Linked DNA regions of Homo sapiens: region 1 is linked to region 2. The links are chromatin loops, found by intact Hi-C in ENCODE. Cell type or tissue: Caco-2. All regions are shown on one strand. Each heading gives the region's core, and the rest is flanking DNA. Links, peaks and the distances in the headings are about the cores only.

Region 1 (14,888 bases), core at 5,245-7,744, 54 kb after region 2:
CCCAGTGATCAGTGGAGACAAGCAGTTCAGCTGATCATTAGTGAGGCAAGGAGTGGGAATTTGGAGGGTCTGTGTCTGGCCTGGTTGTAAGCACACAAGGGGCACCTGTGAGCCTCATTTAAGCATCTAAGTCCTGCTGTTATAGTGGGTGGCTAGTTAGATATGAGCGGCGCGATTAGAGGGCTCCCCACACCCCAGGGTGCGCACACACACACACACACACACACACACACACACACACACACACGGAGTGTTGGGCGACCATCAGGTGATGATCAGGCAGTTTTTTTGTTTTGTTCTTTCAAGACGGAGCCTTGCTCTGTCGCCCAGGCTGGAGTGCAGTGGCATGATCTCGGCTCACTGCAATGTCCACTTCCTGGGTTCAAGCAATTCTCCTGCCTCAGCCTCCAGAGTAGCTGAGATTACAGGCATGTGCCACCACACCCAGCTAATTTTTTTTTTTTTTTTTTGAGACAGGGTCTCACTCTGTCGCCCAGGCTGGAGTGCAGTGCTGTGATCTCGGCTCACTGCAACCTCTGCCTCCTGAGTCCAGGGATTCTCCTGCCTCAGCCTCCCCAGTAGCTGGGATTACAAGCACCCACCACCGCATCAGGCTAATTCTTGTATTTTTAGTAGAAACAGGGTTTCACTATGTTGGCCAGGCTGGTCTCAAACACCTGGCCTCAAATGATCCGCCCCCACCTCGGCCTCCCAAAGTGCTAGGATTACAGGCCTGAGCCACCACGCCCGGCCAGGTAGTTGTTAACTGTTGCTGTAAAGTAATAATTGGTCACAGCTGGTGCCGGGGAAGGCAAGGTCCTAATAGAAAACACCTGAAACTGATCAGCAGCTTCCCAGTAAGATCCCAGGAGCAGGGAGAAGTAACGTAAGGTTCTGGAAGTGTTCCAATATGTAAAATCCCCAGTCAAGGCCAGGCACTCTGGCTCACGCCTGTAATCCCAGCACTTTGGGAGGCCGAGGCGGGCGGATCATGAGGTCAGGAGATTGAGACCATCCTGGCCAACATGGTGAAAACCCATCTCTACTAAAAATACAAAAAAAAATAGCCGGGCGTAGTAGCACATGCCTTAGTCCCAGCTACTCAGGAGGCTGAGGCAGGGGAATCGCTTGAACCCGGGAGGCGGAGGTGGCAGTGAGCCGAGATCGTGCCATTGCACTCCAGCCTGGTGACAGAGCAAGACTCCATCTCAAAAAAAAAAAAAAAAAAAAAAAGAGAAAAAGAAAAAAATTCCCCAGTTAAGAGGCCGAGCTGCATACTTGGTTTCTCAGGGCACCTGCTGGACCCTCTTCCGAGTCTTACTTTCCTTCTTTTCTTGCCTTCCTTTCCTTTCTCTTCTAAAGCTTTGTAATACATTTTCACTCCTGCTCTGAAACTTGCCTCGGTCTCTCCTTCTACCTTATGCCCCTCAGTCGAATTCTTTCTTCTTCTTCTTTTTTTTTTTTTTTTTTTTTTTTTGAGACAGAGTCTTGCTCTGACACCCAGGCTGGAGTGCAGTGGCATGATCTCAGCTTACTGCAACCTCCGCCTGCCAGGTTCAAGCAATCGTCTGCCTCAGCCTCCTGAGTAACTGAGATTACAGGCACCTTCCATCATGCCTGGTTAATATTTGTATTTTTAGTAGAGATAGGGTTTCACCATCTTGGCCAGGCTGGTCTGAAACTCCTGACCTCCTGATCCACCTGCCTCGGCCTCCCAAAGTGCTGGGATTACAGGAGTGAGCTACCTCGCCCGGCCTTGAGCTCTTTCTTCTAAGGAGGTGAGAATTGAGGTTGCTGAGATCTGTACGGATTCGCCACCGGTAACTCAGCTATGTCACACCAGTAACACTGCAGACAAGGGAGTTCCTTGCCATGAGCCGTTTTCCAGAACACAAAAGGATGGGTGGCGGGGAGTTCTTGTCCACGCTGCCTCCCAGGAGCCTGGGGCTCAGGTAAAATTCAACATTGTCTATGGGCATGGTGACCCACTTGTAATCTCTGCACTTTAGGAGGCTGATGGGGGAGGATCACTTGGAGCCCAGAGTTCAAGACCAGCCTGGGTAACAAAGCGAGACCCCCATCTCTATAAAAAATTTAAAAATTACTCAGGCATGGTGGCAAGCACCTGCGGTCCTAGCTTACTTGAGAGGCTGAGGCAGAAGGATCACTTGAGATCAGGAGGTCAAAGCTGTAAAGAGCTGTGGTCGCGCAACTGCACTCCAGCCTGGGTTACAGAGCAAGACCCTGTCTCAAAAAAAAAAGCAAAAAAGACTGTCACCTCCAGGAGTCGCTAAAATATTCCATGCCTTGTGGATATTATACAAAAACAAAATTAGCACATTTGCCAGAAGCCATCTGTTGAATTCTTTAGGCCTGTGGTCCCAGCTACTTGGGAGGCTGAGGTGGGAACATAGCTTGAGGCCAGGAGTTTCAGGCTGCAGTGAGCTATGATGGCACTACTGCAGTCCAGCCTGGGCAACATAGTAAGACCCGATCTCAACATTTTAAAAAGTAGCTAGGCATGGTGGTACACACCTGCAGTCCTGGTACTTAGGGGGCTGAGGCAGGAGGATTGCTTGAGCTCAGGAGGTCAAGGCTGTGGTGAGTTATGATCGCACCACTGCACTTCAGCCTGGGCAACAGAGCAAGACTCTGTCTCTACAAAAAGAGGCCTTCCAATTGTTAAAGTGAACTAAATATGGCCTAAGAATGACTCTGTACTTCTATATCTGAGTCCTTGTGGACAAACTGCAACCTAGCTTAATAGGCAGACAAGACTGAAAACCTAACTTAGGAGTCTGCACCTGCAACAATAGCTGAGTCTTGGCCAATCCCAGCAGCCATAGTTCAACCACTCATACACTGCTGAGTGTTCAAACTGTGTTCAAATAAGGCAAATGCCAACCTGTAACCAATCTAGCTGTTTTGTACCTCACTTCTGATTTCTGTACATCATTTCCCTTTATCGTCTATAAATCTTCTTCTACCACGTGGCTGTGCTGGAGTCTCTGTGAATCTGCTGTGATTCTGGGGGCTGCCCATTCGCGAATCGCTCATTGTTCAATTAAACTCCTTTAAATTTAATTCAGCTGGGCCAGGCATGGTGACTCATGCCTGTAATCCCCGCATTTTGGGAGACCGAGGTGGGTGGATCACTCGAGGTCAGGAGTTTGAGACCAGCCTGGCCAACATAGTGAAACCCCGTCTCTACTAAAAATACAAAAATTAGCTGTGTGGTGGTGCGCACCTATAATCCCAGCTACTCAGGGGGCTGAGGCAGGAGAATCACTTGAACCCAGGAGGCAGAGGTTGCAGTGAGCCAAGATCACGCCACTGTACTCCAGCCTGGGTGATAGAGACTTTGTTTAAAAAAAAAAAAAATGAATTTGGCTGAAGTCTATGGAGTCCTTCTCAGGCCATATTTAGTTCAATTTAACACAGTGATACCCTGGACCCATGGCCTCTCCCCTTTTCTTGACCTCTCCCAACCAACCAACAACAGACTCTGACCCTAGACACCAGGTTCTTTTGAAAAACCCCAAATCGCTTCCATTGTGCAAGTCAGCCTGTAGACCTGGTGCCGGGAACTGTGTTGCCACAGTTGCAGAAAACTCAAACCTATTTCCAAGTGACAATAAAGTAATATGTATTATCCATCTTTTTGTACCCATTGTAACTACTGAAAGTTCCATAGGCTCGACTGTGTGCCGGACACTGCTCAAAGCACATTATCCATATGAATGGATTTATGGGATCTAAACAACAGCCCGTGAAGGTAGAAGGGCTTATACCCATTTTACAGATATGAGAACTGAGGCCCAGAAAAGTTGTTATGGGCCCAAGGTGACAGAGCTGGGATTTCAACCCAGGCAGTCTTGCCCCTTGGCTGGGATATTCTTTACCCCACACTCCCCATTCTCAAGGCCATAGCGTAGCACCACCTTGCTTCCCCTAAATAATTATTTCCCACTTCTCGGCAGGTGGTGTGGAATCAGGATCTCCATCATGACGTTAGTGATGGCTTTTGCCGTGGAGGTGAGTGGGCATGTCTGTTCTCTAAAATGCTGCAGAAAGAAGCATCAGATTACCTCCAACGCACTGTGTCTAGACCAGTATTGGGAACATAGGTGCTTTTCCTTATAAGAGGTTTTCAGAGTAAATGAACTTGAGATTTCATTAAGATAGCTATTGTGTAAGAAAACTGGCCTGTCTGGCTGGACAGGTTTTGTGTTTTGGGGTTTTTAAAGAACTACCTGTTTTAAAATAAGATTAGTATCAATTTGGTTACCCTCTCTCTGCAAAGAAATCACCAGTCTCAGAGGCTCCTACATGTGCTAGGCGGAGGCATTACTGTGGCTGCTGCCTGCAGGCGTTGTGACTTGGGGGTTCACCCTGGAGATAAAACAGTGTCAGTGTGGGGTCAGTTATCCCAACAGTGAGGTCTGCCTGCCGATAATTGAGTCCTACTGTGTGCTGGGCACTGGGTTAAGCCCCTCACATACCTCGTCGCTAACTCTTACGATAATCCCAGAGTGTATCATGATTAAAAACTTGTGCATTGGAGTGGCCCAGAATTGGGCTAAATCCCCAGTTTACACTTAATAGCTGTGTGACCTATAGTAGGTTGCAGTCCCCTCTGTAGACTTCAGTTTCCTCATATAAAAGTGGGTATCCTAACGGCATCAGCTTAACAGGGCTGTTGTGAGAATAAATGAAATCATGCACGTAAATAAAGCATGCCTATAAAGCAATGACTACATAAATGTTATTCTAAAAATAGTCATCCTTATCCTCATTGTGCACAAGAGGAAACCGAGGTTCAGAGAGGTGAAATGACCTGCCTCCAAACTGCAAGGCTAGTAGCTGGTGGAAATGGAATTTGCAGATCCAGATTTAAATTCTAGCATGGAGGAAACAATTAAGCAGTGGGAGTGGCCAGGCACAGTGGCTCATACCTGTAATCCCAGCGCTTTGGGAGGCCAAGGCAGGAGGATCGCTTGAGCCCAGGAATTTGAGACCAGCCTGGGCAATATAGCGAGACCCCCATCTCTACAAAAAACTTAATAAGTTAGCCAGGTGTGGTGGTGTCCACCTGTAGTCCCTCTACTGAGGAGGCTGGGGCTAGAGGATTGCTTGAACCCAGAAGTTCCAGGCTGCAGTGAGCTATGATTGTGTTATTCCAGCCTGGGCAACAGAGTGAGACCGCATCTTAAAAAAATAAGTAGGAGATAGTAACAATGGTAACAGTGACTATTATTATAGGCTAATGGCTGCAGGCCCAGGAACCTGAGCTGACCCCCATCGTGACTAACAGCCTACTGCAACTGCAAGAGTCAGGCTGACTGTGATAAGGGATTGCTGAGGAGGAAGGGCTTGCAAGGTGATTATCAGAAGCAGTGGCCCCTCACCTTGGCTTTGCCCTCTTTATATGCAGGTGAAGCAGAGGGTAAGCTAAACCTTACCTGAAGCCTCAGAATTCTTCTCCATTTACAGACAGCGCTGCTACCCCAGCCTGAAATTTAAAAAAAACCCAGCACACATACTCAGGGAAACACATCAGGAATTTAAAAGATCTTCCAGGGATGATGTGAGACCCCTTGATTGATAAAAATAACAGTGACAGAGAGACCGTGTGGCGTAGTGGTTGGGCTGGGAATCCAGCTCTGCCACTGACTGGCTGTGCAACTTCGGGCAAGTTTCTTTTTTTTTTTTTTAATTTTCTTTTTTTTTTTTTAATTGAGATGGAGTCTTGCTCTGTTGCCCAGGCTGGAGTACAGTGGCGTGATCTTGGCTTAGTGCAACCTCGGCCTCCCAGATTCAAGCGATTCTTCTGCCTCAGCCTCCAGAGAAGCTGGGATTATAGGCGCCCACCACCACACCTGGCTAATTTTTGTATTTTTAGTAGAGACAGGGTTTCACCATGTTGGCCAGGCTGGTCTCAAACTCCTGACCCAGGTGATCCACCCGCCTCAGCCTCCCAAAGTGCTGGGATTATAGCCATGAGCCACTGCACCCGGCCAACTTTGGGCAAGTTTCTTAACCTTCCCAAGCCTCAGTTCCCCCATCCATAAAACGGGGATGATAGTAGTTCCTATGTCAGAGAGTTGGGGTGAGGAGGAAATGAGATGCTTGCAAATGCCTGGCCCCTAACAAAGCCCACAATAAAATTTAGCTATTTGCAAAAGTGAGTCCCTCTTGGCTCCCAGGGAGGCTGAGGTAACACTTGTCAAGGGTGGGTGGGCTGATTCAGGGGTACTACATTCGTGTTGTCTTGTCTGTATGGTAGAAACATCAAGTCCCACTCCTAACCTCTCAGAAGAAAGTGAGTAAATGAAGACCCTAAAGTTACACCAGAGAAAACCTGTCAATTCCCGCAACCTTCCTTTTGCCCTGCACCCTTTCCCATCCCCCAAAGTACACTTGACCCCTCTCTAAAGTGGCTGAATTCTACAGTACTCTGGGGAGAAAGTCAAGTTCTTAGCTATGACGTTGGTCTTTTTTCCCCGCTTTTGTTAAAAGAAAAAATGATGAGAAATGTTCCTTTCTTGCATTCCTGCACCATCTCCTCTTTCTCTTCCTCAATTTCTTAGGAACGAAATCACCCAAGATATAAATAAAATGTTCTAAATAAAGCTCTGCCTAACTGCAGCGTAAGACATGTCTGTGTACGTTTGTGACTGTCAGCCAAAATAAGTTAACCTCCGATGGAAGTCATTTTCATGTAATTAATTATTCTTGTCGCAGCTGAAAGAGACAGGTGCATTATTGGTGTACTTTGGCAGAACTTCTGGGTGAACTTAAGAAGTCTGCATTTCAAACACACCAAACAACTGGAGTGCAGCTTTGGCTTTTGTTCTGATATTGTTTCTTGACTTGGAACCTTTATTTCTCAATTACTGCAAACTGAAAAAAAAATGAAAACAAAAGAACAGACATCAAAGGCATTCTGAAGTACAGGAGGTACGTGATGTGCCAATTAAGCAACAGGAATGCCGTCTATTCTGCAACAGCTGATGTTTTCATTCTCCCACTCAGAAAAGGGGTTTAGGTTGTTTGGGGTTTTACAGAAAAGCCACTTGTGATCGGGTAAGTCTGTTATTAGCAAGAGTTTTCTTTGTGTCATGGAGGTCAAAGTCCTGGCATGTTAACATTTTTGAACAAGAAAGAAACATAGCAGGATGAAAGAGAGACTGGCCAGGTGAATTTGCAGCTTGTTGAATGAAACTGTTCAAATACGGACTATTACGGAGTTGAGGGTCTCTAGCGGAATGCCTTAGGGCTCTTTCCTTAGCCTTCTGAAACTATTTGAGGCTGACCAAAGGGGGAAATGCCAGGAAGCTGAAGGAACAGTAACTGCTGGGTGACAGAATTAGATCAACCCACTCCAAAGACTAGTATGATGGGCCTATTGAACCAGCTGTTTTCCAAAATAAATGTTTTAGAAAATAGCTGTTTTCCGTTACTTTCAATGGCAAAAACTGCAATTACTTTTGTACCAACCTAATAAATTCTTGCCAAAACAAACAAAAAAGCCCAAAACCGAAACCTACAGCATATGAAGAGTTAACTTGAAAGCTACCTTACAATCTTACCCTTTCTAAGACATTTGGTGTTAATTGCTCTTATAAGCAGTATGGAATTATATTTTAAATCCAATTTGATATTTAACAGGTGAGTTTGACCGAATCGCATTTATTGTAATTGCTGTTATATTGGGATTTAATTCTATCATCTTATTTTGTATTTTTCTATTGCTATGTTTGTCTCCCTCTCTTTTTTTTTCTATGAATTGATGAAATTTTTTTATTCTCATTTTTTTCTTCTACTGTTTTGGAAATGACAGCTTATCTTTCTGTTCTTTCATCAGTACCTGTACATTTTTTTAAAATGGGTAGTTTGTGGCCCTAAGAAGGATAAGACATCAGTTTGAAAAGAGACCCTATCAGAGTAGCATGAATTCTGCTAAAATTGAAGCAGGAACAAACATCAAGTTTATGATGAACTTTGGGTGAAAGAATGGTGAAATCATTGATACTTTATAAAAAGTTTATGGCAACAATGCCACAAGGAAATCAGAAGTTTACAAATGAATAAGTTGTTTTAAGAAGGGATAAGATGATGTTGAAGATAAAGCTTGTACCAGCAGACCACCTACATCAGTTTACCAGAAAAAAATTAATCTTGTTGATGCCCTCATTGAAAAGGACCAAAGAGTAACAGCAGAAACAATAGCCCACACCTTAGATATCTCACTTGGTTCCGCTTACACAATTCTGACTGAGGAATCAAAGTTGATCAAACTTTCCACTTCATGGATACCAAACTGTTGCACCCAGATAAGCTACGGACAAGGACAGAGTTTCAGTGGAAATTTTGAGCAAGTGGGATCAAGATCCTGAAGCATGTCTTCAAAGAAGATGAAACATGGCTTCACCGGTAAAATCCTGAAGACAAAGCACAGTCAAAGCAATGGCTACCAAGAGGGGGAAGTGGTCCTGTCCAAGCAAAAGGAAGAGTGAACCACTCATAAGCAAAGGTCATGGCACCAGCTTTTTGGGATGCTGAAGGCATTTTGCTTGTTGACTTTCTGCAGGGCTAGATTACAACAGCGTCTGCTTATTGTGAGGGTGTTTTGACAAAGTTAGCCAAACTTTAGCAAAAAAGCTCTCAGGAAAGCTTTATCAGAAAGTCCGTCTCCACCACGACATTGCTTCTGCTCATTCCTCTCATCAAACAAGAGCAATCTTGTGAGAGTTTTGATGGAAAATTACTAGGCATCCACCTTACAGTCCTGATTTGGCTCATTCTGACTTCTTTTTGTTTCCTAATCTAAAAATCTTGAAAGGGTACCCATTTTTTTTTTCAGTTAATAATATTAAATATACTGCATTGACATGGGTAAATTCCCAGGATCCTCAGTTCTTTAGGAATGGACTACATATCATCACCTACAAACACGTCTTTAACTGGATGGAGCTTGTGTTGAGAAATAACGTTTACATTTCTTATTTTTATCTTTTAATTTCTTTTTCCCATAAAGTTTTTGAAGTTCCTTCATATTTTTATTTTGTGCTCACACTGGAGCAATAACTTATCTGGGTATAGGATTCTAGATTGACAGTTGTTATTTCTCCACAGTTTTGTGTTTTCTGGCAACTAATGATGAGCTGTCTGCCTAATTGTCTTTGCTTTGTAAGTAATCAATATATTCTCCCTGGCAGCTCTGAACCTCTTCCTGTCTATCCCTAGTAATCTGTAGTTTCACTAACATTGTCTATGTGTGAGTTTATTTGTATTTATGTTGCTTGGCACAAGATGCAAAATTTCTAACTAAGGACTTCATATGTTTTCACAAAAATAAACTTGAGCAGATAAAAAGACAACCCTTGTTCTTGGACAAGATGACTCAATACCATATAGATGTCAATTCTCCTCAAGTTACTATGTACATTTAATATAATCCATAAAGGCCAGGCACAGTGGCTCACGCCTGTAATCCCAACACTTTGGGAGGCCGAGGTAGGCGGATCACTTGAGGTCAGGAGTTTGAGACCGGCCTAGCCAACATGGTGAAACCCCGTCTCTACTAAAAGTACAAAAATTAGCCAGGCATGGTCGTGGGTGCCTACAATTCCAGGTACTTAGGAGGCTGAGGCAGGAAAATTGCTTGAATCCAGGAGGCAGAGGTTGCAGTGAGCTGAGATCACACCATTGCCCTCCAGCCTGGGCAACAAGAGCGAGACTCTGTCTCAAAAAAAAAAAAAAAAAAATCCATAAAAATACCAAGTTTTTTTTACTGGAGTTAGACAAGTTGGTTTGAATGTTCAAATGGAAAAATAAACATGCAAAAATAGAAAACCATTTAAAAAGGGCAATAAAGATTGACTAGCCTTCCAGATAGTAAAATATATTACATAGCCTCTATACTAAGAGTGTAGTCCTAGTACATAAATAGAAAGACCAATGGAACAAAATAGAAAATCCAGAAATAGGCACAAGGACATATGAGAATTTAGTATGTGATAAAAGTGACATCTCAAATCACTGGGGAAAAGATAGATTTTTTAAATAAATGATTTTGTAATACAGATTTGAAAAAAAGATAAAATCAAATTCATTGCTCCAACTGTAAACTAGAGTAAATTCAAAGTAGATTAAAAGTTTAAATGTAAATAATAAAACTACACGGCTGCTTTTTAAATTATGGATGAATTCATTTGTAATCTGGATATGCAGAAATCTGTTTTAACTATGATGAAAAATCCAGATGCAATAATTTAAAACCTTGATAAATTCTATTGCGTGAAAAATACACCATGTTCATGGTTTAAAACATTAATGTGAGCAAAGTAAAATCAAAGGAATAAGAAATGAGAAACTGTGGAACATAATTACAACCTATACTACAGATAAGGAGCTGAAAACCTTAATACGTAAAAAACATTTATTTATTTATTACTTATTTATTTACTTATTTATTTATCAAGACAGGATCTCACTCTCTCACCCAGGCTGAAGCGCAGTGGTGCAATCATGGCTCACTGCAGCCTCGACCTCCCTGTGCTCAGGTGATTCTCCCACCTCAGCCTCCAAAGTAGCTGGGACTACAGGTGTGTACCACTATCCCCAGCTAATTTTTTTGTATTTTTTGTAGACAGACTTTTGGCATTGATATGGTTTGGATCTGTGTCCCCGCCCAAATGTCATGTCAAATTGGAATTCCCGGTGTTGGAGATGGGGCCTGGGGGGAGGTGATTAAATCGTGGTTGCAAATTTCCCCTTCGGTGCTGTTCTTGCAATAGTGAGTGAGTTATTGCAAGATCTGGTTGTTTAAAAGTGCGTGGTACCTCCCCGATCTCTCTCTTCCTCCTGCTCCAGCCATGTATGAAATGCCTACTTCTACCTAACCTTCTGCCACGATTGTAAGTTTCCTGAGGCCTCCCCAGCTATGCTTCCTGTTACAGTGTCAACCACGAACCAATTAAACCTATTTTCTTTATAAATTACTCAGTCTCAGGTATTTCTTTATAGCAGTGCGAGAATGGACTAATACAGCCATCTTGCCTAGGCTAGTATCAAACTCCTGGGCTCAAGCAATCTGCCCACCTCAGCCTCCCAAACTGCTAGGATTATATGTGTGAGCCACTATGCCCTGGCCATAAAAAGCTTTTTAAAATGGAGGGATAAAAGGCCACAGACAATTAAAAAATGAGCAAAAGACATAAACATCTAGTTTATAAAAATCAATATACAATTATCCTTTTAGACATTAAAAAGATGTCAACTTTACTCTTAAGGGAAATAGAAATTAAAACTAGTTTACACTGTAGTACAATTTCTTACCTTTCATTTTGGCAAAAATTCAAAACCTTGATATTTTGTTGGGGGGAATGCTGTTTAAGCCCTTGTGCACGTTGCTGGTGGGGGTGCAAAATGTATAAACCCTATAGCAGGGAATCTGGCAATAGCCAACCAACTATAAAACCTTTTCTCTTTGATTCATCAATCCCACTTTTAGGAATTCACCCTGAAGATACACCTCCACAATACGAAGCAAAATATGAATAAGCCAGCTGTCACACCCTTATTTCTAATAGCAAAATACTGGAAACAACCTAAACGCCTATTCATAGGCGAAAGATTGAATAAATTATGATGAATACACACAATAGAATACTATGCAAAAACAATGAGGAATCTCTAAGAACTCTGCTGAAATGATTTCCAGGATCCATTGTTAAGTGAAGAAAGCAAAATGTAAAAGAGTATTATAATATGCTAGACTCTGTGTGTGTGTGTGTGTGTATGTGTATATTTATTTGATTTTTCTTCTGAAATGGAACACAGGAAAGATAAAGCAGAAATTAATGAAGACAATTATCCATGAGGTTTAAGGGACTGGAGTGGAAGTGATAGGAATAGAAATGAGACTCCTCTGAGTACAATTTTTATAGTTGGGTTAATATCTACCATATTTATAACTGTTTTCTATTCACAGCCCTGCTCTTTTTTCTTAATTTCTTTCTATCTTTTTCTTTTCTTTTCTTTTTGGCATTCCCTTCTTTTTATATCTTCTCTGGTTTTAAGTGAGCATTTTATATGATTCAATTTTCTCTTACAGCATTTCAATTATATTTCTTTTAAGAACTATTTTAGTGTTTGCAGCATACATTTACAACTAATTCAAGACCACTTTCAAATAATATTATACTGTTTCATAGGTAGTGCAGGTACCTTAAAACGGAGTACTCCCAATTTCTTGTTCACAACCTTTGTAATATTGTTGTCATACATTTCATTTATATCCATAAGTTATAATCATCCAATACAATATTGCTGTTGTTTTTAACAAAGTTATATATTAGATCAATTAAGAATAAGACAAATAAATGATTTTTTATTTTATCTTTATTTGTTTGTTTTCTAATGCTCATTCTTTCTTCACGTAGATCTGAATTTCTGACCTGTATTACTTTCCTTCTCTCTGAAGAACTTATTTTTAGATTTCTTATAAAGTAGGTCTACTGATGACAAATTCCATCAGTTTTTGTTTTTCTGAGAAAGAAGGTCTTCTTCACTTTTAAAGGTTAATTTTGCTGGATAGAGAATTACTGATTGGTGTATTGTTTTTTCTTATTTTACTCCACTCTCATTTTGCTTGTATAGTTTCTAAAGGGAAGTCTGACATAATTCTTATCCTTGTTTCCCTTCAGGTAAGGTGTTTTCTTCCTCTGACTTCTTTCAAGCTGTTCTCTTTGTTTTCTAGTTTAAATATGACATGCTTAAAGGTTTTTTATTTGTTTATTTTGTTGTTGTAGTTATTTGTCCTCCCTGATATTCTCTGAAGTTACTGAAACTGTGGTTTAGTGTCTCTCGTTAATTTTGGAGAACTCTCATGCATTCATATTTCAAATGTTTTGTCTATTCCTTTCTATGTTTACTCTCCTTCTGGTAATCCCATTACATGTATTTACACCTTTTGTAATTGACCCATCATTCTTGAACATTCTGCTCTTTTTTTTTTTCATTCTCCTGTTTTCTCTTCACATTCCAGTTTGGGAAATTTCTCTTGACATTTTTTCAAGCTTGCTGATTATTTTCATAGCCAAATCCAGTTTACTGATGAACCCATTAAAAAATTATTTCTTTCTGACACAATGTTTTTAATTTCTAGCATTTCTTTTAGATTCTATATTAGCATGTTCCTATCTCTGTTTCCAATTACCATGTGTTGTTGCCTGTCGTTCGCTTTTTTCCATTAAATCCTTTAGCATACTAATTGTAGTTATATTAAATGCCCAGCTTGACGATTTCAATGTCTATGAGTCTGGTTCTGATGCTTGCTTTGTCTCTTCAGACTGTGTTTTATTGTGCTTTTTAGCATGCCTGCAATTTTTTGTTGAAAGTCAAATAAGATGTATTAGGTAATAGGAACTGAGGTAAATAGGCCTTTAATTTGAGGTTTTATGCTTATCTGGATGGGAGTTAGGCTGTGTTTAATGTTTGCTATAGCTGTAGCTATAGGTGTCAGAGGCTTCCTTGTTTTTTTCTCTCCTGTTGTCTTTGTGTTTCCCTAGAAAGATTATTTTTAAATAGAGTCTGTGTCTTGAAGCTGTATCAGTTGTAATCCATTATTATTATCCTGGAACCCTGTTGATGTTGTGGTAAGATACTGAGGAGGGAAGACAGTCTATAATCTTATGATTAAATCTTAGAGTTTTTTTTTTTTTAAAGCAAAACACTGCTGAAAGAAATAATAGATAACACAAACAAATGGAAACACATCCCATGCTCATGGATGGGAAGAATCAATATTGTGAAAATGACCATACTACCCAAAGCAATCTACAGAATCAATGCGGTTCCCATCAAAATACCATCATCATTTTTCACAGAACTGGAAAAAACAATCCCAAAATTCATATGGAACAAAAAACAAGACCACATAGCCAAATAAATTCTAAGCAAAAAGAACAAATCCGGAGGCATCACATTACCAGGATTCAAATTATACTACAAGGCTATAGTTACCAAAACAGCATGGTAGTGGTATAAAAATAGGCACTCAGACAAAAGGAACAGGTTAGAGAATTCATAAATAAAGCCAAATGCTTACAGGGAACTGATCTTCAACAAAGCATACAAAAACATAAATTGGGGAAAGGACACTACCTATTCAATAAATGCTGCTGGGAAAATTGGCAAGCCACATGTAGAAGAATGAAAATGGATCCCCATCTATTACCTTACACAAAAATCAACTCAGAATGGATGAAAGACTGAAATATAAGGCCTGAAACCATAACAACTCTAGAAGATAACACTGGAAAAAGTCTTTTGGACATTGGTCTAGGCAAAGAATTCATGACTGAGCCCCAAAAGCAAATGCAACTAAAACAAACAAACAAAAACAAATAAATGGAACATAATGAAGCTAAAAAATCTTCTGCACAGCAAAAGCTATAGTCAGCACAACAGATAACCCACAGAGTAAGAGAGAATATTCACAAACATGAATTTAACAAAGGACTAGTATTTAGAATCTACAAAGTACTTGAACAATTCAGCAAGAAAAAACAAATAATCCCATCAAAAAGTGGGTAAATGTCATGAATAGACATTTCTCAAAAGAAGATATGCAAACAGCCAACAAACATATGAGAAAATGCTCAGCATCACTAATCATCAGGAAAATGAAAATTAAAACCACAGTGAGATACCACCTTACTCTTACAAGAATGGCCATAATTAAAAAGTCAAAAACCAATAGATGTTGTCATGAATGTGGTGAAAAGGGAACAATTTTACACTGCAGGTGGTCATGTAAATTAGTACAACCACTGTGGAAAACAGTATGGAGATTCCTTAAAGAACTAAATGTAGATCTA
Region 2 (14,888 bases), core at 5,316-7,815:
TGGGCTATGAAAGACAGGAGGGAAGTCGGGTGATTCATCGCTCGGCTGGAACTCTCGCGGGTTAAATCTCTGTTTCAGTGAATTTCCTGGGGAGAATTCAGGGCCGTGTTCCAGCTAACAAATTCATCCCTTTGCTTTGACTCTGAACCATATTCTGGGACGGCATCAAAGCCAGCCTCCCAAGAGTCGCTTGGGGACTGTCTGGGCCCCGAGCTCTCCGACCCTCCTGCCTCCACTCTGCAGATGCTCCTGCTCCCATCTCCCCAGCACAGACCCCACCACAGCCTCCTGCCTGGCCCCATCTGCCATCCCTGCGGCTGAGCCCGACTGAGAGTGAAGTCCTTCATTAAATCAGTGCCTACCTCGTCCTGCGGATGGAGGTCATTCTCAGCCTCATTCCCCTTGCCAGAGAAGGATGTGGGGGGAGGCAGGCAGGGCAAAGGCAGGGAGACATCCTCTGGTCCAGAATTGATTCCTCTTCTGAAAGAAAGAAAAGCAAAGATGTCCCTAAAGGGGACATTAAAACTCTCAACAAGACCCTCAGGCTGGGAGTCTTCTTCCCAAGGCCAGGGTCAGGCCTGAGAGGTGTTCTCAAAGACCCGGAGTGAAATCCTCTTCCTAGACAAAGATGATTCCAAGGATGATTCCAAGTGGGAAGGGGAGAGAGGGGCCTTGCACGAGGCAAGTAACTAGGCCTGTGGGAGCAAGTTCGTACCGTCTACCCTCTGTCAAACTCTGTACTTGAAACGGTTCATGTTTTTTAAAAGGATGGGCGTTTTAAATCCCTCCATTCCGCTCTGCCCCGTGATGTAATTTAGAAATCACGAGAGCTCTCAAAAAAAAAAAAAAAAAAAAAAAAAACAAAAACCAGCGAGATGTGCTCACAGACCTTGGTCCGCAAATGTTTTTGCCAGATGCTGAGAACCTAGGCAGAATCCAGAGCAGCTTTTATAGAGGATTTGATGTTTAACTCATCATGGAGAGGTCCCTGATCTCTCCCTGGAGAAAAAGGAAGTCGATGGGGTCGTTTGTACGGCGAAAACTACAGCATGATGTTGGAGGGATCAGGGAGCCTCCTTCAAGGGTTTAGGGGGCTCTGGGTCAGGGCCTTTCTGGACGGTTCTTCCCTTGGGAATAGGAAGCCAGGATCACAGAGGGGAAGGGTCCAGCCCAGATTTGGAGCTGGATACCCTAGTGGGTATCCCTTAAACAGGAGCAGGTGAGCCTGTGTTACAGGACCCGATCTGGACCCCAAGAGAGGGTTCTTGGATCTTATGCAAGAAAGAATTCAGGGCGAGTCCATAGAGTAAAGAGAAATCAAGTTTATTAGGAAAGGAAAGGAATAAAAGAAGGGCTACTCCACAGACACAGCAGCCCCAAGGGCTGCTGGTTGCCCATTTTTGTGGTTATTTCTTGATGATATGCTAAAGGAGGGGTGGATTATTCATGCCTCTCCCTTTTAGACCATATAGGGAACTTCCTGACGTTGCCATGGCATTTGTAAACTGTCATGATGCTGGTGGGAGCGTAGCCGTGAGGATGACCAGAGGTCACTCTGGTGTCCATCTTGGTTTTTGTGGGGTTTTGCCAGATTCTTCACTGCAACCTGTTTTATCAGCAAGGTGTTTAGGACCTGTATCTAGTGCTGACCTCCTATCTCATCCTGTGACTTGGAATGCCTTAACCATCTGGGAATGCACCTAGTAGGTCTCAGCCTCATTTTACCCAGCTCCTCTTCAAGATAGAGTTGCTCTGGTTCAAATGCCTCTGACATCTGGGTGGTAGGGTTGTGCTGCCTGGCTTCTTAACTTCCTGGCTCAGAACCCAAACCTGTTGCCTCTGGCTGCCCAGCCAATGGGACTGTGACAGCTGGGACAGGAGAGCCACTGAGCTTATAAACACCTGTGAGCAGGTATCCGGTAGCCAGCGGGGGGAGAAGCGGTGGATAGACACAGGGCTTCCCAGCTTAGGCAGGAAAGGACTGGCTTCCCCACCCACCCTGTCCCCATACCCCCCTACCACCACCACTTTCTGGAACTTTCCTTAAACAACTGCTGGGCTGTTGCAATTTGCTGCTTCCCTTCTTTTCTTGTTAAAACATTTTATATTTTAAATTTGTTTGCAGACAATTTCCGGAAAAAAAAATAATATGTGTGTGGGCCACATTCGTCATCCTGCAAATTTTATTATTTTTTATTATTAGAGATTGCAACGTGTGCCTCACCATGCCTTTTTCTTCTTAGTAAAACTAAGTTGAGTTTAATTTGGCTAATTAAAAGACACGTAACTCAGATATCTGAGGCATATAGAGTTACCACATTCACAGAGTGTGAATAGGTTACCTATTACCTAAATAGAGTAGAAAATAGGTTACCAGGAGCTGGGAGGAGGGTGCGATGGTTAATACTGAGTGTCAACTTGATTGGATTGAAGGATACAAAGTATCAATCCTGGGTGTGTCTGTGAGGGTGCTGCCAAAAGAGATTAACATTTGAGTCAGTGGGCTGGGAAAGGCAGACCCACCCTTAATCTGCGTGGTCACCATCTAATCAGCTGCCAGCATGGCTAGAATAAAGGCAGGCAGAAAAATGCGAAAAGAGAGACTGGCCTAGCCTCCCAGCCTCCATCTTTCTCCTGGGCTGGATGCTTCCTACCCGCCAAGTTCTTCAGTTTTGGAACTCGGACTGACTCTTCTTGCTCCTCAGCCTGCAGACAGCCTATTGTGGGACCTTGTAATTGTGTGAGTTAACACTTAATAAACTCCCCTTTATATATATATATATTCCATTAGCTCTGTCCCTCTAGAGAACCCTGACTAATACAGAGGGGGAGATGAGAAGTTGTTGAATGGGGACAGAGTTTCAGTTTGGAAAGATGAAAACATTCTGGAGGTGGATGGTGGTGACGGTTGCCCAACACTGTGAATGCACTTAATGCCACTCAAATGTGCACTTAGAAATGGTTACAATGGGCCAGGCACAGCGGCTTATGCCTGTAGTCCCAGCTACTCAGGAGGCCGAGGCAGGAGGATTGCTGGAACCCAGGAGTTGGAGGCTGCAGTGAGCATCACTGCACTCCAGCCTGGGTGACAGAGCTGGACCCTGTCTTTTAGAAAATGAAAATAATAATAATAACAAAGAAATTATTAAAATGGTAAATTTTATGTTCTGTATATTTTAGCACAATTAAGAGAAGAAACATAACTAACAGGCATTTTGGTGCCTTATTAAGATGCTGTGTGTTTAAGCTTTTGTGAGGCTAGTGTGTGTGTGTGCGTGTGTGTGTGCCCTTGTGTGTTTGTTGTTGCTGTGTTTTATTTTCCCTGGCTGACTTGGTGAGCTCTTCATTGAAAAATCAGTCTTTCCATGCCTATTAATATATTCTTTAAGTCTGAGGGAGAAATTATCTTTTTTAACACTGTATTTTTTAAAAGGAAATTTTTCATGGCTCATGAGCTGGACAGCCAAAATTCACACAGGGGCTCTTTGGACCACTCTCCTTTATTTTTTTGAAATGGAGTCTTGCTCTGTTGCCCAGGCTGGAGTACAGTGCCATGATCTCAGCTCACTGTAACCTCCACCTGCTGGGTTCAAGCGATTCTCCCGCCTCAGCCTCCTGAGTAGCTGGGATTACAGGCACCTGCCACCACATGCGGCTAATTTTTGTATTTTTAGTAGAGGTGAGGTTTCACCATGTGGGCTTGAACTCCTGACCTCAGGTGATCCAGGTGCCTCGGCCTCCCAAAGTGCTGGGATTACAGGTGTGTGCCACTGCACCTGGCCACTGGACCACTCTCCTTGAAACAGTTTTGCTCAATCCCTTTTCTCCTCCTGGCAGCGGCCACAAAATGGAGTCAAAACGTTCTTTGCCGCCTGCCTTGTTGACTCACACTTGTAAACCCAGAACTTTGGGAGGTGAGAGGATGGCTTGAGGCCAGGAATTTGAGACCAGCCTGGGCAACATAGTGAGATCTTGTCTCTATAAAAAAATTAAAAGTTTTTTAAAATCCAAAAAAATAAAGACTCCAGAATAGAGTGCCTGGAACATAAGTGTCCTCAGTAAATGTTGGCTATGATGGTTAATCATAGTCTGTATTATTATTGAAATTATCACTGTGACTGGGCATGGTGGCTCACACCTGTAATCCCAGCACTTTGGTGAAGCTGAGGCGGGAGGATTGCTTGAGCCCAGGAGTTTGAGACCAGCCTGGGCAAGATTGGGAGACCCCATCTCTCGAAAAAAAAACAACAAAAAAAACAAGTTAAATCTAAAAGAAAAGAAAAGACATGCTGGCCAGGTGCAGTGGCTCACACCTGTAATCCCAGCAATTTGGGAGGCCGAGGCAGACGGATCACCTGAGGTCAGGAGTTCGAGACCAGCCTGGCCAACATGGTGAAACCATGTCTCTGCTAAAAATACAAAAATTAGCTGGGTGTGGTGGCAGGCGCCTGTAATCCCTGCTGCTTGGGAGGCGGAGGCAGGAGAATTGCTTGAACCCAGGAGCCGGAGGTTGCAGTGAGCAGAGATTGCACCATTGTACTCCAGCCTGGGTGACACAATGAGACTCTAACTCAAAAAAAAAAAGAAAAGAAAAAAGAAAAGAAAAGAAATTCCGTGTGGTCACATCAGACCTAGTGATGATTTCTTTTCTTCTCCACCCACCCACCCAACCAGTTGTATTTCCCATGGAGCCCAGTAGAGGGTAGAGGGTAGCAGCTTGAGCACATCCTGCATGGGTGGGAGGATGATGCAGGATTAAGGAGCTTCTCTTTTTTTTGTCTTGTGTTCTCAACACACTTGCTTTCTCTCCTGGAGGGTATCCTCTCTTACCCACGCTGTGGAGTACATGCCTCACTTTACCCTGTAAGTAGCCCAGCTCAAAAGGCAGCCATTTCTTTCCCATGAGCAAGGGGCCTCCCCTTTCGGGAATTTTCCTTTAGATTGGGCAGACCTGGACATTCCTCCCCTTCTGCCCTCCTTAGGAGGGAGTGCTGTTTAGCTTGGGTACATGAACCCCAGTGATATGGTTTGGCTGTGTCCCCACCCAAATCTCATCTTGAAATCCCACGCGTTATGGGAGGGTCCCAGTGGGAGGTAATTGAATCATGGGGGCGGGTCCTTCCCATGCTGTTCTCATGATAGTGAATAAGTCTCATAAGATCTGATGGTTTTATAAGGGGGAGTTTGCCTGCAGAAGCCCTCTCTTTGCCTGCTGCCATCCATGTAAGATGTGACTTGCTCCTCCTTGCCTTCCACCATGTTTGTGAGGCCTCCAGCCACGTGGAACTGTGAGTCCATTAAACCTCTTTCCTGTATAAATTACCCAGTCTCATGCATGTCTTTAATAGCAGTGTGACAATGGAACAGCACACCCAGAGAAGCTCTTCTCAAGTCATGAGCAGCATGCACATCAGCTGAAAGTCCCAAGGGCATATGCGGATTCTGACTCTGGAGGTGCAGGTTTTAAACTAAGTTCCAGGGAATGCTTGCTGGTGCATGGACAACCACTCCTCCAGCTGCAAGTCTAAGACCTTCAGAGTATCACTGGCCAAGACCCCACAGAACCTCGTGTGTGGGGAAGACACAAGAGTGGGTTCTGACCCCAGACGCTACCCACCGGGTCTGATGGGGAACATTGGCAGGCTTGTCACAGCTCCCAGTCAGCGGAGAAACCCCTCTGGCTACGAGAGCCATATGCTCTAGTTTTATGGTGAGAGAGGAGCCGGTAACCAGGGATGATGGAGTGGACTGGCTCAGAAGCATGCAGGACCAATTACGGGCACTCCTCAGATCCCATGCAACGTGAACTGCCTAGGGCATCAGTAAGGCCCCAGGGAGCACTCCGGGCAATAGAAAGTTCAGGACACCTCACAAAGGCCTGTCTGCTTTCTGTTCTTTGAAATGTTCCCTTCTAACAAGGAAACAGAAGTGACTTTTGCCTTCTCTCTCTGCTCAGCCCAAGTCTAACCAGAACTTTTTCTTTCTTTCTTTCTTTTTTGAGATAGGGTCTTGCTCTGTCGCCCAGGCTGGAGTACAGTGGCATAAGCACAGCTCACTGCAGCCTCTACCTCCCAGGTTCGAGTGATTCTCCTGCCTCAGCCTCCCAAGTAGCTGGGACTACAGATGTGTGCTACCTCACCTGGCCAACTTTTGTATTTTATTTATTTATTTTTTTGGTAGAGATAGGGGTCTCACTATGTTGCCCAGGCTGGTCTTGAACTCCTGGGCTCAAGTGATTCTCCTGCCTCGGACTCCCAAAGTGCTGGGATTACAGGTGTGAGCCTGTAACCCTGAGTTGGGGCTGTGGCGAGCTATGATTGGCCTAATCAGGACTTCCTTGGGTTCACATACGCCTTGCTCCTGGGAGGAGTGAGATGAATTCTTATCTGCTGTGGGATAGAGGAGGGGCACCAGAGCCTGTGTTTTTACACCAAGGACTGCGTGGGGCCCTACAGACCTGCCTTTCCCTGCCCAACCTCCTTCTCTGACCAAGACAAAACTGCAGGTTCACTGTGGCAGGTGATTACAACGGACAGAGGGTTTGTTCCCATACTCCATCTACCAGTGGTGACACTTCCTTTCCCTTCAGCTCACCTGCTCCCCCAACTCTTTGAAGAAATCTCAGTAATTCACTGAGATCAGAGTCTATCACACAAACATCCGAAATTGTAGCACACCGGGGAGCCTGCCAGGAAGGCCTATAATCAGATAACACATTCCAGCCCGGAGACCTTTCCAGAGGAAGGGTTAAGCTCCCAAGGTAGTTAGTGGAAATCAAAGAACTGCATGCTCTCATTATCTCATAACAAACATACCAGGTTAATAGCTGTCGCTGCCGCTCTAAACCACGTGTGTTGTGTTTTGTGAGTGCTGACATGGGGCGTTCTTTCTCCCACCATATCTGCAACTTGACAGTGTCATCGTGGTTGGGTGCTGGAGTCTCCTAAAGTGTTTTGCATACTGTCTCCTGCACGTTGCCTCGAAGGATTTTTAAATAATTGCTGTGTTTAATGGGAACTCCTTCCCCTCTCTAATCCCCTCCAGTAGAAAAGCTGGCCAGTGTGCCAGTGTGCCCGGGGGGCATTTATTTATAGCAGGAACGAAAGTGGAGCGTCCCAAAAGACTGTCTGCTTGTCCTGAGCTGGCAAGGAGCAAGGTTGGATGCCCAGCTGTCCTGGACCACCCCTTCCCATGGCTCCTCCAGCCTCCTCTCTCCTGCTTGCACCCTGGAGCTTCCTTCCAAGCAGGATGGGGGTGGGGGTGACAGAGACAGCCCCAGAAGGCAGGGACTGACTGTGGGGGACCCACAAGGCTTGTCAGGCCCCTCCCTTCCCATCAACCCCTGAGTGATGCCAGGGCCCCTGGGCAGGTGCTGCCAGGGCTTAGGACACAAGGACCTGTGTCCTGTGTGAATTTTGTGAATTCTGTGTGAATTTTGTGAATTCTGTGTGAATTTTGGCTGTCCATCTCAGGACCACTTTGTTCTTGGATAGGACAACGTGGTTGTGAGGACAGGTGTGAGCAAGGCAGCCAGTAGACCTGGAGGCAGGGGCTAGGCAGCCCCCTCGACAGAACCCCATGAAATTCTTGCACGTGGAGATTTATTTGCACTTGCCCTGAAATCCCACAAAACAGCGATGACAAAGATGGTAGCACCTCTGTCCATGAGAGAAGGCTGGAGCGTCAGGCTCCTGGGTGTCAACCAGGTCTGGCCAGTGCCTGTCATGCTTGGTCTGGGTGGCTCTGGGCCTGCCTGATGTCCTCCTGCTGACTGGTCTTGGCTGGCTCCAGGACTGGGACCCTCCTGGGGGTGGCAGAAGCCCCTGAGCCTGAGGCCTAGAGGGCACACCTCTGACAGCAAGGCAGCAGGAGCCTGTGCTGAGGTCAGACCTGGGTGGGAAATGCAGCTCCCATTTTTACCAGCTGTGTGACCTTGAACTACCTTCCAAATCTCTCCTTGCTCTTCTTATGGGTGGCATTGCTTTGCCCAACAAGATAAGTTGGAGTCTTAACTCTAAGACCTTACTCGGAGATAGGGTCTTTACAGAGGTAATTCAGATGAGGTCATTTGGCCAGGCGTGGTGCCTCGTGCCTAGAATCCCAGCACTCTGGGAAGCCGAGGAGGGAGGATCGACTGAGCCCAGGAGTTTGAGATCAGCCTTAGCAACATAGCGAGACCTCATCTCTACACAATTTTTTAAAAAAATTACCTGGGCACGGTGGCACACATGGCACGCACCTACAGTTCCACTTACTTGGGAGGCTGAGGCAGGAGGTTTGCTTGAACCCAGGAGTTTGGGCTGTAGTGAGCTGTGATCATGCCACTGCACTCCAGCCTGGCTCACAGAGCGAGAACCTGTCTCAAAACAACAGCAACAACAAAAAGATGAGGTCATCAGGACGGATGGACATTAATCCAACATAACCGTACTCTCACGCAAAGGAGAAATTTGGACAGAGACGGGCAGGCTTAGGGAAGAAGAGGGCGTGGAGACACAGGAAGAGCGCCACGTGGAGATCACAGTGATGTGGCTGCAAACTAAGGAAGGTCTGCGGCTCCCAGCAGCTGGAACAAGCAAGGGAGAGTCTTTCCCCGCAGGCTTCAGAGGGAGCATGGCACTTGACTTTGGACTTCTGGCCTGCAGAACCATGAGAAAATAAGCATCTGGGTTTTTTTTTTTTTTTTTTTTTTGAGACAGAGTCTTTGCTCTGTCACCCAGGCTGCAGTGCAGTGGCATGATCTCTGCTCACTGCAATCTCCGCCTCCCGAGTTCAAGCGATTCTCCTGCCTCAGCCTCCTGAGTAACAGGGATTACAGGCACCTGCCACCATGCCCAGCTAATTTTTGTATTTTTTTGTTTCTTTGTGGTTTTTTTTTTTGTTGTTGTTGTTTCTTGAGACAGAGTCTTGCTCTGTCACCCAGGCTGGAGTGCAGTGGCGCAATCTCACTGCAACCTCCGTCTCCTGGGTTCAAGCAATTCTCCTGCCTCAGCCTCCCGAGTAGCTGGGATTACAAATGCACGCCACCATGCCTGGCTAACTTTTGTATTTTTAGTAGAGACAGTGTTTCACCCTGTTGTCCAGGCTGGTCTCAAAATCCTGACCTCAAGTGATCCACCTGCCTTGGCCTCCCAAAGTGCTGGGATTACGGGTGTGAGCCACTGCAGCCGGCTAGTGTCTGTTCTTCTAAGCCACCACGTTTATAGTACATGGTGATGGGATCCCTAGGAAATGAATACAGACACAGGTGGGTAGTGCTAAGGAGATGATAATACAAACCCCAGGGTGGTTGTGGAATGATGTGAGATCACAGGACGCACTTAGCATGCTGCTGGGCACTAGAGACAGGCTCTGGAACTGACAGCGTCTATTCCCCAGGGACCAGGGGCCCTTTTCGCAACCTGCTGAATATTAGCTTGACCTTGGAGCTGCACTACTTCCATTTTATTTCATGATATTTTATTTTGCTGACTGGGAGTGAGAGAAGGGCAGGGAACTCAGAGACCCTGCAAGTAAATGTATGTAAAATTTGAAACGCAATTTAGCATGTGGAGCCGAGAGCCCCGAAACGCGAAAAGCACTCCGCCCCACACCCATCCCCATCCCCATCCCCACACACAGGGGTTGCCATTCTGGGTAGGAACCTGGCTGTGGCTGCCAGCCAAAGCTCATGAGAGAGGCGCGGAACAGGACCAGGTAGGTGGCTCTGATCACAGGCAGCAAAGCAGTTACAGATTCCTTTGCAAATAAGCCACCCTGTCGTCTTTTGCTGTCTCCTTTCTGGTATCTCTTCCCTCCCCGACCTCATCCACCTCCCCTTCCTAACAGATCCAACTTGCAAAGATTCCTGGCTTCTATGCGCCTCTTGCAGCAATACTAATTAAATGTTTCAAATGCTTCTTATCCATGGTTAAGTGAAGATAAAATTTTAATGATTTAATTAGCAAGCTCTAGGAAAAAAAATTCATAATGAAGAAAGGCGTTTGCAACTGTCCTAGGCTTTACACATTTCTGCGTAATGCTGCACTGGAGTTGGAGGAGGCTGGGCCTGCAGTGTGCTTTGCCACACTGCCTGGAAACAGAGACACCCCCAACTTGCTCCCCAGAGAGGGAGGGTGTCTCTAGCCAGACTGGCTCTCATCTTTTGAGGGGGAAATGGCACCCTGGAAACGAGGGACCCATTAACTCAGAAATGAAGTGGAAATGCTTGAAAACGGATGCTGTTTTCCAAAGTAGACTCTCGAAATTGGTCCATTTTTCACACGTCCTCATGACTTTTTTTCATTTTCCTTTTAGTGTGTGGCTCTCTTCGTTTCAACATGGGTAACTGATTTACTTCCAGCCACGTGAATGTTCAGAGTTTACTAAGAGAAAACTCTCATGGCTTCAGGGAGGATGGGATTTAAATGGAAAAATTAATTGCCTTGTTTGAAGACTTTTGGTGTTTGGAGCCTCGGGAGGCTCCCACCATTCAAAGTGGTTTTTTGTTTGTTTGTTTGTTTGTTTTTGTTTTTAATGCAAAGTGGTTGACATTGAGTGACCCCATGTGGAACGATCCTTCTCCGAGAGGCGCTAGCCTTCCCTGAGCACCTTGACTTCCACCATCGGGATCCTCTATGCACCCTGTTCTGTTCACTGCCAAGTGGCCTCCTGTGCAGATCCACAAGTTCCCTAAATGGCCTTGGAAGACGCAGGGTGTGCCATGTTGGTTCAGCAGAAAATATCATGTCCCGAGAAGCCAGTGGACGGCATCACCCTGGCCAAGCTCTGGCACAGGGAGCTGCAATGTGTGTGCCAAGCTGCTTGGAGAACTGGCTCTGGAAGCAGAGCCCCTGGTGCCCAGACTGGAATGCGGGACCAGAAACACGTACTTTTCGTCCTCTGGGGCGCGGATGACGCTGGCACGCACTGGGGCTCCTGCTCCACCTGCCCTGAGGTGAGACCCCATGTCCATGTGCCACACACCATGCAGGCAGCAACGAGTGTTTACCCTATTTCCCCTGCATGTGGGACAGGACTTTCTAAACAGGTTGCTAATAAGTAGTTGAATAAATGTGCAGCAGATGCCATCAGTGCTCGCCCCTCGAGCTACCTCTTTGTCCCCTCTGTCCTGACTATTTGTACTCACCACGACTTTCCTTTGCTGTGTTCTGACGCTTTGATGTCTTGGGTCTTGCTGACCCTGGAGGGACTGCGCCTCCCAGGGCTAGCGGATCCCCAGAGATAGTAAATGACTCACTTGTGAGTATAGCTTTCATCTGCAAACCAACCAACCCATCTCTGACCACTTCCTCTGTAGGGCTCTTACACTCTGGTCACCCATCCAACCTGCCCTGACCACCCCAGGGCCAGGTACTGGATAACAAGGGGCAGCTCCTGTGCCCCGGAGCCCGCTGAAATGATCCAAACAGCCAACCTGAAGCCTGCTCGCCCTGCCTCACCTGTGCTTTCCCTCGGAAACCACCACAAAGGCTCTCACACGCTTCCTCCCGCCCCTCTGTCTCCGGACTGACCCCGGGGCTGCTTTGTGTGGCCCCGTGTGACACGTCCTGGAATCTGTGAGTATAAAAAGCCTTTTATCATGACCATCATTTCTGTGTCTGTGTGTCTTACCATACCTGAATTAAGACAAATCCTAAGAAGCCTTAAAACACCGGCCAGGCATGGTGGCTCACACCTGTAGTCCCAGTGCTTTGGGAGGCCAAGGTGGGGCGGACTGCTTGAGGCCAGGAGTTCAAGACCAGCCTAGGCAACATAGTGAGACCCTGTTTCTATAAAACGTTTAAAAATTAGCTGGGCATGGTGGCACGCTCCTGTTCTAGGTACTCAGGAGGCTGAGGTGGGAGGATTGCCTGAGCCCAGGAGGTGGAAGCTGCAGTGAGCCGAGATTGCACACCACTGCACTCCAGCCTGGGTGACAGAGTAAGACCTTTTGTCAAAACAAAACAACAAAAAACCATCATCGTAGTGCACTGCCCTGACTTCCAGCTGCCTGGGGGCCCTCTCTGGCCCCTAGGGTCCAAAAGAGCCTGAGAATGGATGGCCTTCTGCATTCAGTAACACTGAGCCAATGACTGACATATATAAATATATGTATGTGCAATATAACTGATATATACATATATATATATATAATATAAATATAACATGTATCAAAATACAATGTAAGGCTGGGCAAGCAATAATCCCAGCACTTTGGGAGGCCAAGGTGGGTGGATTACCTGAGGTCAGGATTACCTGAGGGTGGATTATCTGAGGTGGATTACCTGAGTTTGAGATCAGCTTGGCCAACATGGTGAAACCTTGTCTCTACTAAAAATACAAAAATAAGCTAGGCATGGTGTCAGGCGCCGTAATCCCAGCTACTCTGGAAGCTGAGGCAGGAGAATCGCTTGAACATGGGAGGTGGAGGTGGCAGTGAGCTGAGATTGCGCCACTGCACTCCAGCCTGGGCGACAGAGCAAGACTCTGTCTCACAATAAAACAAAACAAAAAAATACCAATATAAATATAACTATACATATCCACATATTCCACACACCACGCCAGAGTTGGAATCACTCTGAGGACATGGTCTACACTGAGTCACTAATTCCGAACCCAGCAGGATGAAGCCCAGGTGCCATGGTGGCGGTCGGCTCGGTAACACACTCTCTATTAGAGGCTCCTCCCCTCCCGCCTCACTTCTCTACTCTCCTATCTATGCTTCCCTGGGCCACCTCCCAAATAAACCACCTGCATTGGCATCAACATCGCAGGATCTGCTCCTGGGAAATTTCAAAATCAGGCAGAATGAAAGAATGAGAATACATCATTCCCAGACACGTATCTCCTCATCCCCCATGGAAGGAAGCGTGCCACCTGCCTGGCCGGAGCAGCCCAGAGGCTCTCCAGCGTCCTCTTGTATCATGTATTTTGGTTCCCAAATCTGAAATTCGGTCAATCAGATTCTCTCTTTCTTTGGAATTCAAACAAAGAAACAAGGACTTGATTTGACACTTGGTGGTGAGACCAAAACCATGGAGAGAGGCTGAGTCATGTCCGTGGTGGTGCTGTTACCAAGACCCCTTCTCAGATCAGACTGTGTGGAGGCCGGCCCTGAGAGCTGTGTTGGGTGTGCTTAAGAGCTACAGATATCCAACCCTGTGATCCATCTGCTCCTTTTGACTCTCAGCCCACGAGGCTGATCTGCACGGACAGTATCAATGGCCTACCCTGGTTTTGGCTTCCCACTGGGCTCACCCAATGGGGATGCCCAGAAGCAATTCAGAGGGACAGAAGGAGCAAGGCCAGGGTGTTGATGTCCAGCTCTTTCCTCATGGGGTCGCCTTGGGCCTACCAACCATGGGCCCCACCAACCATGGGCCCCACCAACCACGGGCTCCACCAACCACGGGCTCCACCAACCACGGGCTCACCAACCATGGGGCCTGCCAACCCTAGATCAAAAATATTTAAAAGAAGAAAATACAACAATAAAAATAATACAAATTGCTAAAACAATGCAGTAAAACAACTATTTACAAAGCATTCACATTGTATCCGGTATTATAAGTAACCTAGAGATGCTTTAAAGTATACAGGAAGATGTTTGTGGGTTACAAGTATATAATATGCCCTTTCATATCAGGAATTTGAGCATCTGCAGATTTTGGTATCTGTGGGGGATGCTGAAACCAATCTGCCATGGGTACCGAGAAAGGACTCTAATCTCTTTCTTCAGCCCTTCTTGGACTATCTTAATCCAAATTTACCATCTTTCCTGATAGATCCTGGTGGGGACCTTTTGCTTGGGCAAGCCTGTGTGGGTCTCTGTTTCTTGCAATCAAAGGCATGGCTTTGGGGCTCAACAGATGAGTGTCATCCCCAGAGAGCCCACATTCCAAGACAGCATGAGAACGGGGGATCCTCTCCAGGGGGTCTTGGCTCTTTTATGTCTGCTTTAACTCCTCAAAGAACCCCATTCCTTTTTTCCAGAGAGGAGGACTCAAGGATAAGATATTTCTGCCAAAAACCCTTTTTCTGTCATTAATATGTTAACAAATGCTGTCAAGTAACAGTCGCGGTCGACCGAATTTGCTGTTGGCAGAGGCTGCGCGCTGCCACACAAGGCTGTGTCTATTCCACACAAGCCCGGCTCCCTCCACCAGGAGATCTTGGCATTGGAGGTCACCAGGGCCCACAGTGGGACCTACCTACCCTGTCAACAGTGACAATGTCTCATGTATGAATAATGCCTTCACGGAGCATTTCTAAATTCCTTCCTTCAAGGGTGGCAGCAGAGATTACAGGAGCAGCGCAGTGGGAGGTAGGCACTAGCCCATGCCCGGAGGCAGGGAGAAGTGGGGAGAGGAGGGAGCAAGAGTGGATATGAACGCCAAGCACAGGGGAGAGGGGATGAGGGCAGGACAAGCCAGATCCAGATGCAAGAGATAACGTGTACTGAAGAAAAATTCAAAGGAGATGAAAACGTCATACAAAGGAAATAGGTATTGAAAAATCAATGGTGGTGCTCAAGGGTCTTAAGAATCAATATTAGAATCACATGCAGAGAAACAATGGGTGGAGGTGTTGTGGGAGGTGCAGATGAGCCAGACATGTCGACCAGGGAAGACTGAACCATCCACAGGAATAGGGTGTATTGGTTAGCCACCTCTATAAAACTGCTGCGTAACAAACGACCCCAAAACTCAGTGGCTTAAAACAATAGTTATATAGGCCGGGTGTGGTGGCTCACGCCTGTAATCCCAGCACTTTGGGAGGCCGAGGCGGGCGGATCACGAGGTCAGGAGATCAAGACCATCCTGGCTAACATGGTGAAACCCTGTCACTACTAAAAATACAAAGAATTAGCCGGGCATGGTTGTGGGCACCTGTAGTCCCAGCTA

What was found. Peaks named below come from ENCODE experiments on the same cell type or tissue, not always from the same donor. Only the 100,000 strongest peaks of a DNase experiment are listed, where the experiment ranks them.
Region 1: it touches region 2 in a loop (9-fold over the local background); 3 of 110 quality-filtered maps call a loop at or near these places.

What each region holds. Positions count from the first base shown.
Region 1 is chr7:3,212,013-3,226,900 of GRCh38, forward strand. No RefSeq gene overlaps it. Among named protein-coding and RNA genes, the nearest start is that of SDK1, 82 kb to the right of the region's middle. In Caco-2, for the core only: no CTCF peak of the experiment used is centred there; no DNase peak of the experiment used is centred there.
Region 2 is chr7:3,157,776-3,172,663 of GRCh38, forward strand. LOC100129603 (a long non-coding RNA gene) reads right to left here and starts at 798. Exons shown (of 4, transcript NR_126024.1): 1 at 716-798; 2 at 363-480. RefSeq lists an enhancer at 10,385-11,180. In Caco-2, for the core only: no CTCF peak of the experiment used is centred there; DNase peaks (open chromatin) are centred at 5,772 and 6,726.